Linked DNA regions of Mus musculus: region 1 is linked to region 2. Evidence: chromatin contacts called from ENCODE Hi-C or POLR2A ChIA-PET data. All regions are on one chromosome and are shown on one strand. The core of a region is the stretch at or near the end of the contact, and the rest is flanking DNA. Distances in the headings are between cores, read along the strand shown.

Evidence for each region. A loop is a pair of places that touch in the nucleus more often than their neighbours do. ChIA-PET counts read pairs that join two places held with the same protein, here RNA polymerase II (POLR2A).
Region 1: a map of heart shows a loop between it and region 2 (6-fold over the local background). The contact joins the enhancer-like site here to the promoter of A930035F09Rik in region 2. A Hi-C loop is called at or near these places in 9 of 37 maps with a recorded cell type or tissue (gastrocnemius, heart and left cerebral cortex). POLR2A ChIA-PET finds 5 or more read pairs at or near these places in 1 of 5 experiments (Patski).

What each region holds. Positions count from the first base shown.
Region 1 is chr8:128,216,659-128,223,686 of GRCm38, forward strand. All of the region lies in intron 1 of A930035F09Rik (a long non-coding RNA gene), which reads right to left. Among named protein-coding and RNA genes, the nearest start is that of Mir21c, 58 kb to the right of the region's middle. Within about 2 kb of position 3,038, at least 1 of the 3 ENCODE cell types and tissues checked has a DNase peak (open chromatin) inside an H3K27ac peak, as active enhancers do; it is heart, where a contact is called at or near this core.
Region 2 is chr8:128,356,357-128,363,087 of GRCm38, forward strand. It overlaps A930035F09Rik (a long non-coding RNA gene), which reads right to left and starts at 1,881. Exons shown (of 3, transcript XR_879381.3): 1 at 1,025-1,881. Nrp1 (neuropilin 1) reads left to right here and starts at 2,717. Exons shown (of 17, transcript NM_008737.2): 1 at 2,717-3,276. The coding sequence starts at 3,204. Mir1903 (microRNA 1903) reads left to right here and starts at 2,885; the gene lies at 2,885-2,964.

The DNA of each region.
Region 1 (7,028 bases), core at 1,788-4,287, 140 kb before region 2:
CTAGAGTTCTTTTCGTGACATGGGAATGATGGATGATGGGGGGTTAGCAGGCTGTCAGAATGGGCACTTCACACTGGCAGTCACTGCTGCTTTTGGTTTTTTATAATATAACACATAATGTTTTATCATCAGTTACACTGTAGTGTGTAGCTTTTGCTACTATGCCTTAAGCTTTGGGAACAGGCTGCACTACCATCCCCCACCCAGATCCACTGAGGAAGCAACAACAACAACAACAACAACAACACACACACACACACACACACACACACATACACACACACACACACACACACACACACACACACACACACACCAGTTAATCTTAAAATGCCTTTGCTAACCTAATGACTGTGCACTGCTAAACTTCCCCTGCCACCCCAGACATAATTGAATAGAGTAGCCATTGGCCACTCAAACCAAAAATGTAGATGGCTTTATCTCCTGCAGCTACTACCTCCTTCTTCTTCCCCAGCTCCCTCAATTCTGCCAACTCTAAGGGTCCCGCCCTGTTCTTAGTCACTGGTCTCTTCTTCCTTTACTGATGGATCAAGAACCAATTGGTGAACAGGACCTTAGCATCAGCATCAACTCCTACAACACCCATTTTATGTCTCAACTGTAACTTAAATGAGTGGCTTTCTTTCATTCTTCAGCATGTGTGCCACCATGTGCGAGGTGACAATTGTCAGTGCTTGAAGAGTAAATGTGGTTAGTGATCTGTGACAGTTAATGAAGCATGAGAAAGTCTAGACTAGAGTTCTGGTCATCTGTCCCTTTTGTGCCCTTGGGATTTGTTTATTAATTTAAAAAGACTTGTCCCTAAGTGGCACATGAGTTGTAGGTAGGTTTAACTTATGGTCCTTTAAATGTTCATGGCATTTGTGACTTTCAATGTTTGTGGAAGCTAAAAATCTGGGTATCTTAAGACATGAGAAAGCACAACGGATTTATGAAGATACGGGATTCTAATATTTGTTTAAGGGGAAATGAGGGCTAGAGAAGTAGCTGAGTAGATTCTTGTCCAGCATGCATAAAGCCCCTACTAAAGCTTAGTGATGAATATCTGTGTGGGAAGGCAGAGGTCAGAGGATCTGGAGTTCAAGATCATCCTCAGCCATACAGTGAGTTTGAGGCTAGTTGGGGTGAAGGAGAAAGGAGAGGAAAGGACACCAGGCTTAGCTCTTCACTGTCTTGTCTGAAGCACACAAAACAACTCGCTATGGGGACTGGGGCACTTACTATCCTTCCAGCCAGCACTCACCAAAACTGTGGCTATTTTGACTTAGTCAAATAAAGCAGCCAGAGGGTAATTCTGTATCTAAATCAACTGGGACCATTTGACATCAGCAGAGGTGAAGCCCCCCAATGCACAGCCTTCCCAGGAGTCTTCCATAGGGCAGTGAGTATAGAGACGTGCAGATCCCTCTGACTGAGGAACACACACCCTCAGGATTCCCATCAGGGGTGATCTAATCCCAGTCTCTTTATTTTATAGATGCAGACATCAAGTCCCAGGAAATTAAACTCATTTGCCAAGGACTGTTTAGTTGCAAAGATGTCTTTATCTTTATCTGAAATTAATCTTTCTGTTTATATTTGCTTTCATAGAGAGACAATAAAATTCACATAATAATGATATCATTTTGTCTGTTTTCCAAGCAAGCTTATGTAAAGAAAAAAAATCACAACTAACTTTTGGGAATTAAAAACATTAATAATAATGAAACTATTTTCCTATAAAACTGGGAGTATAGTTATTTCCAAAGTCCTATTAGGAAAATTATTAGTGCTTCTTTCTCTCACTAGAATTCCCCAAACAAATTTCTTTGATATTTTACTCATTATTTTTATAATTAGGCATAAAGTGATTCAGACTTTATCCATAATTTAGCAGATCCTTGTGGTTATTTCCAAATAAGATTAGTATTTCTGCACATTACAGATAAGCAGTCAGCCACATGTGATATAACATCCTTTTTCAAATAATTAGGTTTACAATGTGACATGAGCAATTCCTCACTATTAGAAGATGATAAAATTAATAAGAAACAGAAAATTCTGCTGTCAGTGAATTGAAGCTAAAGGAGGGTACATGTAACATCGTGGTGTCCCCATCAGGAGGCAGACATCCCTCTAACACATAATTTTAACCTGTTAGTTGAGAGTGGCCAGTGCCTAATACTTCCTTTTGAAAAAAAATTTAAAAAGCCCACATTGTCAGACTCTGAGTCTAAGATGTTATCTTTTTATGAGTGTTCTATGAGCATGTGTCACCTTTTCAGTGAGGCACACAGAGGCAAAGGACTACCTTCTCACCCTGTCAGGAACTTCAGACAGTGACTGGAGGTTCTAACTATTCCCCGGGAAGTTGTATTGTTACTGGCTACATGGGGAATAACTACATACTAAGATAAAGGAGAATTCTTTAAGTTCCAAACACTTGACCTTAACGTTCTGTTGATTAAGAACCACTATTGGATCTCCAAGAGCACTCAAGTGGGTATTTGTTCAGAGAAATTTAAAAGCAAAGGTGCCAGGAAAGAGGAATCTAAAAACAGAATTGGAACTCTGAGATGCCAGAAGAGAGTAAACCTTGTAATTCAGTATGGTAGGCCAGTGCTTCCAGACTTATTGCATCCAGAGTCAAGGTCATCTTTCTGAAGAGCATCAGAGGGGAGGTGTGGGTTAAAATGGTGCATTTGCCCTATTTGGGCTGTTACCAAATTTCCAATGAATGGAAACCCAACCTAGGACTTCTACTTCCTGACTTACAGAGACACTGGACTATTGGACATATTGAACATTTGTGGTAAATGCTTGTTAATGGAATAGTCCTTACCCTGGAGTCTCTATGTCTAAGCTTCCCTCTTCCTTCTTTGGGCTTTCTAATCTGTATTCTTCAGACTTAGCATTCATCTGATGTACTTCCAGACCATTCTGCTATTTCAGATACTACCTTAGCAAAATTTCTAAGTGCTAAAGACTCTTAAAAAATACACTTAGAAGGGAGATTAGGTAAGAATCCTAAGTATGCTGCCAGCCCTGGGACACTTGCCTAGTGACCTAATTTCATGGGAATTTGCCAGGCCTACTCTGTGGAAGAATTCCAGGCCTATCCCTTCAGCCCCATGGCTTATTCAGCTGACAGTGCACACATCCAGGCTGTTCACATTGTTCTGACCTTCAGAGATTGTCTTTAATAGTGCTCTAGTTACTGCATAAATCCTAGTAAATGAAGAGACAGTCATGTTCATGGCTTATAAAATTCATACAACTACAAGCTCTTATGTCAAATGGTAAGAGTGTGTGTGTGCGTGTGTGTGCATGAATGTGTGCATGTACGTTTGCATGTACGTTTGTTTGCATACATGTGGTAGCCGGAGACCATCCCTGGGTATGATTCCTTTAGTGCTGCCAATCTCGGTCTGGAACACTACAAGTCGTCTAGGCTTCCTGGCAATCAGGCCACCGGGATCTACCTGTCTCTTCTTCTTAGCACCAAGGTTTCAAGCATATGTGACCAACATTTCAACATGGGTTCTGAAGATCATATTCAAGTCCTATGCTTGTAAGACAAACTCTTTACTGACAGCCGTCTTCCCAGCCCTCAGAATGATATGTCTTAGACTGAATTGAGACATGCACCCTTTTCTCATTATTCTAGACTTCTGTCACAAGCATGCTGAATACTTTCAGGAGCTTCTGTGAATGAATTATCTGTTATCAAGATTGTTCTATGAAAGACAAATTTCTTGTTGCCCACATGCTTCTTTGTGTAATTCTTTTTTCTCTCCTAGCTCTTTCTGAAGCCAGATCTGAAGTTATTTTAGACATCACTGCCAATTGGACATGGTTTTATATTGATCCAACATTCTCTTCAGAAAACTACCACAAAAGCATTGTGTGTTGGTCATTCAGAACTGCACTTTTAATTCTCTTCTATACACAGGCTTATGACCTTTCCAGAACAGTCGTACCTGGCTCTCTTCTCCCATCTGGAAATGTTACAATGGCCTCTGGTCATGTCCACCATATGTTTTTAGATAAGGTATCTCACTTAAGTTCATTAACTTAAGACTTTATAACCCTATACAGCCTGCTCGGGGCACTAATGAAAAGAAAGAAAACCTATGTTATTATCCCACTTTTTTTTTTCTTGATGTTGTTGGTTTTGGTTTTTGGTTTTTGATTTTTGCCAGGGCTGGGAGAACTGGAAGGATGCTCAGTTGGTAAAGTGCATGGTATGCCAGCATAATTACCTAATTTGAATCCCTAGCACCCACTAGAAGCTGGGCATAGTGGTGTGCACCTATAACACCTATAACCATACTGGTGGGGTGGGGCAGAGATAGGTTGATTCCCTAGAACTTGCTGATGAGCCAAACTAGGCAATTGGTAGCTCAAAAACTGAAAGTTTTTGTTTCTATTAAGAAAATGGTTAATACAAACCTCTGACACCATCCCATGTACACGCACACACATATATCTGTATATGCATGTACACACACAAATATGTACTCATGCATATATTACATGCAAATACATATACAGAAGAAATGTTAAGATAAAAAGGCTTTTTGAACTCTCATGCATTTATATATGTGGGATAGGGATGCGGTAAGACCAGAGGTAAACTTTGGATGTCTTACTCAATTGATGTCCACCATATGTTTTTAGATAAGGTATCTCACTGAGCTTACCCCAGGGATCTCCAGGCTTCCAACTTCCCAGCACAGGGATCATAGAGACTTATGGTCAGGCTTAGGTTTTTTATGTGGGTTCTGGGGAATCAAAGTCCAGGCCCCATGCTTTACAGACTGAGTTTCCCCCAGACCATGAACATTTATGTATCACTTATTATATAATATGGCACAATAATTCTAAAATATCCCATACTTACTTGAAACAAGCTAGGTTTTACCTCATTTTATTTATAAAATAAAATAGAAACATTTTGTTACCGTACCAAAAGTTGATGTAGCAAATTTTGTGACAAAGCCCTTTAGGTAATGATTTAAGAAAGTTTATTCCAGGTTAAAGATAGATAGATAGATAGATAGATAGATAGATAGATAGATAGATAGATGTAGATATACATGTAGGTATATCAGTGTGCTTTGTACCTTCTCTGTCCCTTCCTCTGTCCCTCCTATTTTCAAGCAACACATATCTGGTGGCTTTTTAAATAATTAGATTTTAATCAGAATGTCTGGTTGATGCAGTCAGAGTCCCACAAGCACCACAAGTTTCAAGGGGAGGGGAATGGTGACTTTGGAGAATTAGGTTCTGTGCTCATCACAGGTAACCTTCAATTCACTCAGGCCCTGTGAACACCCAGGGTGTGCTATGATTGAGATGGGTTCTCTGGCATCAGTGTCTGAGCCTGGTAGTCAGACATTGAATGGAGGTTAAAACAGGAGTGGGTCCAACTTTGAAGGAGACAGAGTTGTTTTACAAAATTAAGTTTTTGGCATTTTGATCTTTCCCAAGCTGGCTCCAAGTCCACTGAGTCATCTCTAATTTTTATATTGAAAGTCAAGATAAAGGGACCTTCAGAGTGAGAGAGGAGCAAGAAGATGAGGAGGAGACAGCTTAAAAATGAAAACGTATAAAAGCCTTTACAGTACAAACCCTTATATCATGTAGCTTTTATGACCACAAACAAACACAATCAACAATGTAAGCACGTATCTAAGAGCAAAGACAATCACCAAAGTGTGCTGCATAATAACACAATTTGAAAACATATATTCAACAGCAGAGAAACCTCAAAGCGATGGAGTGCACAGGAGGTCCCAAAATACTCTATGTAAAAGGACCAAACTTATTTGAAATAAGATTTTAAGAGGGGAGGAAGGATACAGAACAGCTTCTGTAACAAGATTCTGTGCTCACCTTTCTTTCTTCCTTCCTTTCTTCCTCTCTCTCTTCCTTCCTTCCTTCCTTCCTTCCTTTCTTTCTTTCTTTCTTTCTTTCTTTCTTTCTTTCTTTCTTTCTTCCTTTCTTCCTTTCTTCCTTTCTTCCTTCTCTCTCTCTCTCTCTTTCTTTCTTTCTTTCTTTCTTTCTTTTTTTGTTGATTAATTAGTGCCACTTATTAGTGAGGAGTCAGTGTGGTATTTCCATGAGATCAGCTTGTGTAACTTTTCAGCTATTCCTCATCCTTAAGTCTCTTCCAAACTTCCTATTGTCACTATTCTGCATTCAGGTTCATGTTTTCAGCGTCCATCCCATATTCAGCTGAGTGTATAGTGCCCATCTATCTCTCAGGCTTATTTCATTTGACATAATAATCTTCACTTCCATCCATTTTCTGTAAATGCAGGATTCTGTCCTTTTCTATAGTTGGGTAATAGCCCACTGTGTCTGTATGCCATATTTTATGTATTCATTCATCTCTTTCCAGGCATTTTGACTGATTCTGTATCTAGGCTACTATGCACGGAAACACCTAGATATGCAGTCCTCTTTGGGGTGCTGGTTTCATTTCCTTTGGGAATATATTCAGGAGTGAAGTGGCTGGAGGGTAAGATGGATTTGATTTTGGCCATTTTCAGGACTTCCACACAATTGTAATGTTCTACCCTCTTACATCCTCACTGGCTATTTATAGTGCTTGTGCAATTGTTTTGCAATTTTAACCATGGTAACATGGTATCTCATTGTGGTTTGTTTTATGCTTCCTTGATGGTTAAAGCAGTACCTTCTCAGGGTAACATATGAATAGAAGTACTTTAATGTTTATAACTGAATTGTCCAGTTGTTACATGGGGAATTTGTTACACAAAAGGAAAAGAAAGTACAAAATTTTATATTTAAATATTTTCTCCTGTTTTCTTAAAAGATTATTTTAAAGGGAGAAGACTGAAGTTGTTACAGATTAAGAATGCCCTGACTAGCCCCAGCATGGGAGAACAGAGGAAGAAGACTCACTTTGAGGAGAGCTAGGCAAGTGGGAAAACATGTCATGGCTTTCTCCTGGACAGCTGAAGTTCCTCAGAATCTGTCCAGGCTCCACTTACCAATGG
Region 2 (6,731 bases), core at 631-3,130:
GAGACCAAAATAAAATCAAACTAGGAATACTGCCAAATTCTTCCTCTGTCTCACACTTGCTCTCCTATAAAGCCACTCTGTTTCCCTGGGTGGAGAAGTACAGGTATCTAAAATGGCCTGTCTCTCTTGATGGGATCCTATGGCACAGGAAAAGGTTGTTAACCAGAACGGTTAGCAGTATACCTACGCACTAGCTGGCAATTATTTATTAGAGTGGCTTGGCTCCATTTCTCAGACCCACTGTGGAAAAGAAAAAGTGTCTAGGAAAGCCTCAGTTCTGGAAAATGAGAAACAATAGCTTTAAGTATGTTTCCCCTAAAGTACACACAGGGCATGCCTTACAACCGAGAAAAGCTATCAAGAGAACTTAGGGGCTGAGCCAGAAAACTAGGAGTCTTTCACTGGTTCCCCAAGCTTCTTGTTTCTGGGTATGGGGAACTGTCCCTTCCAGGGCGCACCAGTTGATCACTCAAGTGTCCTAAGTGTGCCCCTTATCTCACCCGACCCAGGGCAGATTGGTTAAATACAGGCTTCAGCTTCGCCTGGGCTAGCCAGGCAAAGGGGTTCCTCTTCGGAAAGAGACAAGGATCTGGATCTCCACAATTTTGGCCTGGTTTCCCTCTTATGTCGACTCGCCAAGTCCGGCGAGGCGCCTGTCCGTTGGACTCCAGGACTAGGGTGGCGCGGGGTCACCCTGAATCTAAGGCTTGCCCAACATAGTTGGAATTGGCAAGGATGCGCCCGATGCCTGGCGCAGGGAGGCGGGGACACGCGCTCCGTGTGGCACATCGCCAGGGCTGCCGCCCCCCCCCCCCCCCCCCCCCCGCCGCCGCCACTCTCGTTCCCCTAGCTTTACCCTGGGCGCGGCTATCGCCTAGACCTTGCCTGCAGAGGGCCAACGGCCTCACGACTGCCCCTTCCGCTCGACTCAGGCGTTTGACTCCCGGCCTTCTGGCACGCCCAACCAACCCACCCGGAGTTCCAAAGGGTCGGAGAACCAAAGAGGAAGCTAGGGGCGACTAACCGGGGGCGCTCCGGGGCTGGCTCTCTGCACGCAGGGTTGGCGCTGCGGTGGGGCAGGGAGGGAGAGGCTGCGTTGGAGGCGGGGCTGGTAACCAGGGCCGGAAAGAAGGCTGGACTCTGGAGCCAGTGGGTCCTGCGCGGGAGCCCAGGAGGGAGATCCGCACAACGGACAAGCCTCAATTCAGCGCCCAGCCCAGACATCCAACGCAGAGTCCTGGCCTAGGGCACCAGTGTCCTGAGCGATCTTTCTCCCTGAATGACCCTAGTTTTTCAGCCAAAACCTTTGACCAGAGTCTCCTTGCCAGCATTCCCAAATCTTTGCAACCCCTTGTACCAGGTAGGAGTCAGTCTCTGTGGTGGCAGTATGTCTATAAATGCCACTTCCCAGAAGGCGTATGACCTTTTCACCTTACCCACCAGCTCCTTCGGAGGTCATTGAGCCCGGTATATGTACTTGATCAGAAGCCTCAACCAGTTTATGTCCCTGGGTGTCCTTGCTATTCATAAACCAAAGCCACCTGCTGCAGTTCTCGGAAAGCCCTCGAGGATGGAACCGGACTACATGGGGGAGGGGAGGCACTGGGCAGACACCAGGGACGCACCTCGTAAGTGGGTGGCGTATGAGGCTGGAGGATCAGTAGACACAATTGCCTGTAATCTAAACCTGGCACTAGGAGACCCTTGCAAAGATCATCCTGTCACCCTCACAAGGGGTCGTTGCCAGTCTTATCCTTCCCTCGGTGTGCACAGAAATGGGTCCCTCGACCCCTGATTCAGATTCTTGGAGTTCTACGTGGCTGGTCTGCGACTGTTGGCGGCTGCCCCCTAGCTGAAAGGCGCGCCACCATCCATCCTCCGAGCTCATGTAACCCCAAAGAAGAGGGGACCAAATCTCGGGGAACAATGCAGCCTGAAGCGTCAGGGGTGGGGATGGGGGTATCAGGTACCCATCCTCGCCTTTATGCACGGCGAGGAGACCTTGTTCCGCTGCAGCCAGGGTCCGTGCTCTAAGAAAGTCTGCCTATGCTTTACGTGGCAGACTGGGTCACAGTTCTCTAAGATCAACAGCGTGTCTCGCAGAACAACCAAGGCGTTCTTCTTTTAGTCTAAGTCCTACTCGGAGCGTCCTGGAGCGCCCGACTGCTTCCTGCCCCAAACCTCAGGCTGACACCCAGGAAGTGAAAGCGGGGACTGACAGCGCGATCCACGCCTCCGGGGGCGCCGGTACCTAGGGATTAGGAGTTCCGTGAAGTAGCAGCTAACCCCGGTCTCTCGGAACTCCTTGACTCCAGGATCCTCGCCTACACGAGCAGCCTAGTTCAGTTCTGGGGTGCAGAGATCTCGTCAAGGTAGACTAGCCTGCCACTGGGGCTGGTACCACTTGTACTGCCCCTTCTGACACACATACGTGACCTTGCGCTCTGGGCGCAGACAACCTGCTCCCTAGTGACCTTCTTCCCGCGGAGAGCACAGCAGGGTACCCGGAGGTGGGGTGGAGGGGGGAGCCCAGAGGACCAACCGGGAAAGCACGCGGAGAGAAACTTGTGTCTCTGAATCTCCAGCCAGGCAATCACTGGCAGAGCTGTGCGGGGAGGGGGCGGGAGGAAGGGAGGGAAGGGCTCTGGGAGGGAGGGGGAGGTCGGAGAGAGAGGCGGGTGCCAGTGGAGAAAGTCCTTGCTCTCCCGCTCATCTTTTCATTGCTCTCTCTCCTTCCCGCAGACAACCCGGACCTCCTCTGGGCGCCAGCTCCTCGGCTCCAACCCGTCCAGAATCAAGCGGGATTTTTTTTTTCTTTCCCTCTAGAAATTGGCTTTGGTGTGTCGCCCGCCCTCTCCCCTCCTCCTCGCAACTCCTCCCCTCTTTTTTTTCCTCCTTCTTCTTCTTCCTGAGACATGGCCCGGGCAGTGGCTCCTGGAAGAGGAACAAGTGTGGGAAAAGGGAGAGGAAATCGGAGCTAAATGACAGGATGCAGGCGACTTGAGACACAAAAAGAAAAGCGCTTCTCGCGAATTCAGGCATTGCCTCGCCGCTAGCCTTCCCCGCCAAGACCCGCTGAGGATTTTCTGGTTCTTAGGCGGACTTAAGAGCGTTTCGGATTGTTAAGATTATCGTTTGCTGGTTTTTCGTCCGCGCAATCGTGTTCTCCTGCGGCTGCCTGGGGACTGGCTTGGCGAAGGAGGATGGAGAGGGGGCTGCCGTTGCTGTGCGCCACGCTCGCCCTTGCCCTCGCCCTGGCGGGCGCTTTCCGCAGCGGTAAGTGACAGCCGGAGACGGGAGCAACCAGAGTGCCCGGGGCTGCCGAGTCCCCTCGGGCGAAGGGGTTCCAGCCCCAGCCACGGGACTTCCAGCCCCAGCCACGGGACGCGCGCACGGCTGCCGGGCGCAGGAAACTTGCCTGCGCAAGGAACGGAGAAGTCAGGGCGTCTGGGGCAGGAGGACCACAAACCCTCGGCCCCCTGCTCCAGTTGGTTGCTGGCTTCTCCTGCCTCTGTTTCGAGACAGAGCTGCCTACCTTCCCAGATCAGCACACCAATTATCTTAATAATGTTTCCTCCCAGAGGCAATTAAATGAGACTCCCTTTCAAAAATCTGATGGCTGCTGAGAGTTAATGAACACTTCACCGGGAGGACTTCCTGGTTCTCCTCAAAACACCCCTGCTCGGTTTCCTCTGGTGGGCGACACAGAGAGATAGCGGTCAGTCTTGGCGCTGGAACTCTCCGCTGCCTTTGTAAACCGTCTGTGATCAGTCTGAAGTATGAATGAAAGTCGCACTGTCAATAAAGGCTTTGGATCTATTCAGTGTGAGGTACCAGCGTGTCTGAGAATTCGTAACCCTGTTGCAGCTTCCAGTTGGCTTTTAAAACCACTCACTGTTAAGTAAATGAAAGGCAGTCCTGGGTATAAACAGTGCCTTGGAACATAAAGAGTGTGTTTAAAATGGGATCTGGTACAAATGTGTTCCACGTCCCCTGGAAAGGTGCTGAAGGCTAGGCAAGGGCTGATCGGAACAGTAGATCTTCATCATTATTATTAACTAATAGCTAAATGTTTACTTTGTCTGGCTCAGATTTCAATCAAAGTAATTAGGAGAAAAGTGCATCTACCACTTATTGTAGTATATTGTTTTAATAAGAGCTGAGCGGAGGGCTCTACCAGGAAGAATTTAAATCACTCCTTTATGATAGAAGTTAATCTCCTTAATGTGCTTTCCCCAGGTTTTGTGATTTCAACTATAGATCTCCCCCAACAGGTACCAAGCAGTGTTCTCAAAAGATATGCAAAATTTTTGTGAACACGGCTGGAATTCAATTTATTAATGAATTCGAGTTGGCGGCATCTTCCTATATACTCTGGAAGGGAAGCCAAACACTCAAAAAATCATGAATGTGGAGTTCAATTTGTTAATGAACCTGAGTTGGTGGAGTGCTTCTATACTCTGGCAGGGAATGAAATATCTTTTTCCTCTAACAGAAAGAACTCAAATGTTTAGAACTCAAACGGTTATCCTTCATAATGCGTAAGGATGGAGTGGAGGCCCTCAACTTTCCTAATGCTGCAACCCTTTTAGTACAGTTCATGCTGTGGTGACCCCCAACCATAAAATTATTTTTGTTGCTACTTCATAGCTGTAGTTTTGCTACTGTTATAAATCGTAATGTAAATATTTTTGGAGAAAGAGGCTTGCCAAAGGGGTTGAAACCCACAGATAGAGAACAACACTGGGTTAGAGCCATGTTGGGGTACCCAAAAGATGGTCATAATAACCAATGTGAAGAGCATTAAGACTTGTGTGGTACTGAACAACACACACACACACACACACACACACACACACACTTTTTAATTTTCTTAGCAGAAATGTGGGGGATGCTGAGAATCTGGACTCCACTCAACTGAAACCTTATTGCTATGCTTGAGGTGGCCAGGGCTGGCACATGACTCAGTAACTCTCTAGTCCTCTTAAAACCATATCCACCTCCTCCCAGTAAGTGTCTACTAAATTAATTCATTAACCTTATTTAGGACTAATGGTCCACAGTCATTAGGAATCGCTCTCTCCTAATCAAGTGTTAGAGAGACTGAACAGAGTGTGGGAGTCCAGCAGTCCACATTATCTTATTACACTGTCACTTTCTCAGAAGTCACAGATTAAAGTGCTCTGGTATGGTACCAACCCCACCTCACTGTCTTCTGAAGTGACTATCTGTCGACTGTTTTATTTCTCTCTCCTAACAGATGCCATGGTGGCTACACAGAGCTGGAGTGACTTAATGAGCTGGGGGGTGGGGCTGAGGGGGTCACTCTCCAAGATTTCTGCACAAAACAAAATAATGCCAGAGCCTCTGCAGAATCACACCACTGAGCTGGCTAACGTCATTAGCTGAGATTCTGAGCGTTGGTTGCAACATTAGTTCTTCTTGAAGACCTAAAGCTTTTAAAAACCAATGGGAAGCGAATCTGTAGGACCAACCCACTCCAATCTAAGAAACAGCCAGAAACATCTAGCAATTGGAGAAAACAACATAATTTATATTGTCTTCTTTTTAATTTATGGGAAATGACTTCTGTAATGCATGTAGCTTTATGCATTTTTGATGTGCACTTCATCTTTCATTTCCATTTGACCTGGTTTTCCTGTAATAAAATTCCTTAGATTTATAAATTCATGCTGAGAGCAAAGAATGCCATTCTCTTTCCACAGGGAATCTATTAGATGTAATATTAAAATCTATATATACCATTACTGGATGTTTGTGATTGATAGGCTTATACATTTCAATATTTCATACCTGTACTTCCTACATAGTTTATGCACCAAATTTTTATTGCCTAAAATTAAGCATCAATAAATGGGGTGGCATTTGCAGGCTGTGGCTCTCCTGTGCGAAACCCATAATAGAGAGTGACAGTAGCGATCTATGCTGAATTGTAAACCAGCCCAGAGTCTGGTTTATTTAGCTATTAGAGAGTCACTCCAGCATTTGAGGTTTTGTAGTGGTGGTGGTTTGTTTTTCAGTAAAGGTTGAAAACTGGAGAGCTTTTCTTTCCTGGGATGTGAAGACATAGCTCACCATCTGTGATACCCAGACCTCAGTGGCCGAGGCTTCCCCTAACATTTAGTAATTAGAATTAATGCTGTGTGGCTATTTATTTTTCTTTCTGCCCCATTGCTTTGATCTGGTCTCCAAGGCTGAACAACTTGGATAAGTAAAGCCGAGTTCTTTCTGCATCACCAGCTGCACTTTGTTCTCTGCTGATTTGAGTCTCAAAAGCAGAGATAACTCAAAATCACTTAGATTTACAGGCAGATAAAACAACAACAAAAGGAGGTTAGGCTTCAGGCCAATCAAAGTCCTGGAAGACAGTCCCCACTGGTCAATGACACTGACCAGGCTTATCATCAAAAAGCCACTTGCAAGGAGTGGCACAGCATCTTTTAGGCACCTTCCACTTAGAGCGGTTCCTTAATGTGATTACACTTCTTGGAAGATAATTAAGTCTAGCAGGAGCTCCCAGGGGGCTGTGTTAACATCAATTGAGGGGGTTTAATGTTTTTAATGCTAGAAGACCTCTTTCTTTGGAAGGAAGTTTGGGTGTGAGGGAAAAGCATCTCAGATCACAGTAGGCTTTCTGTGGATGTGGTGCTCCTGCAGATTAAAGAGTGTTCCTTAGTGGTGTGGTGTACTTTGTGTCTAGGGTCACACGG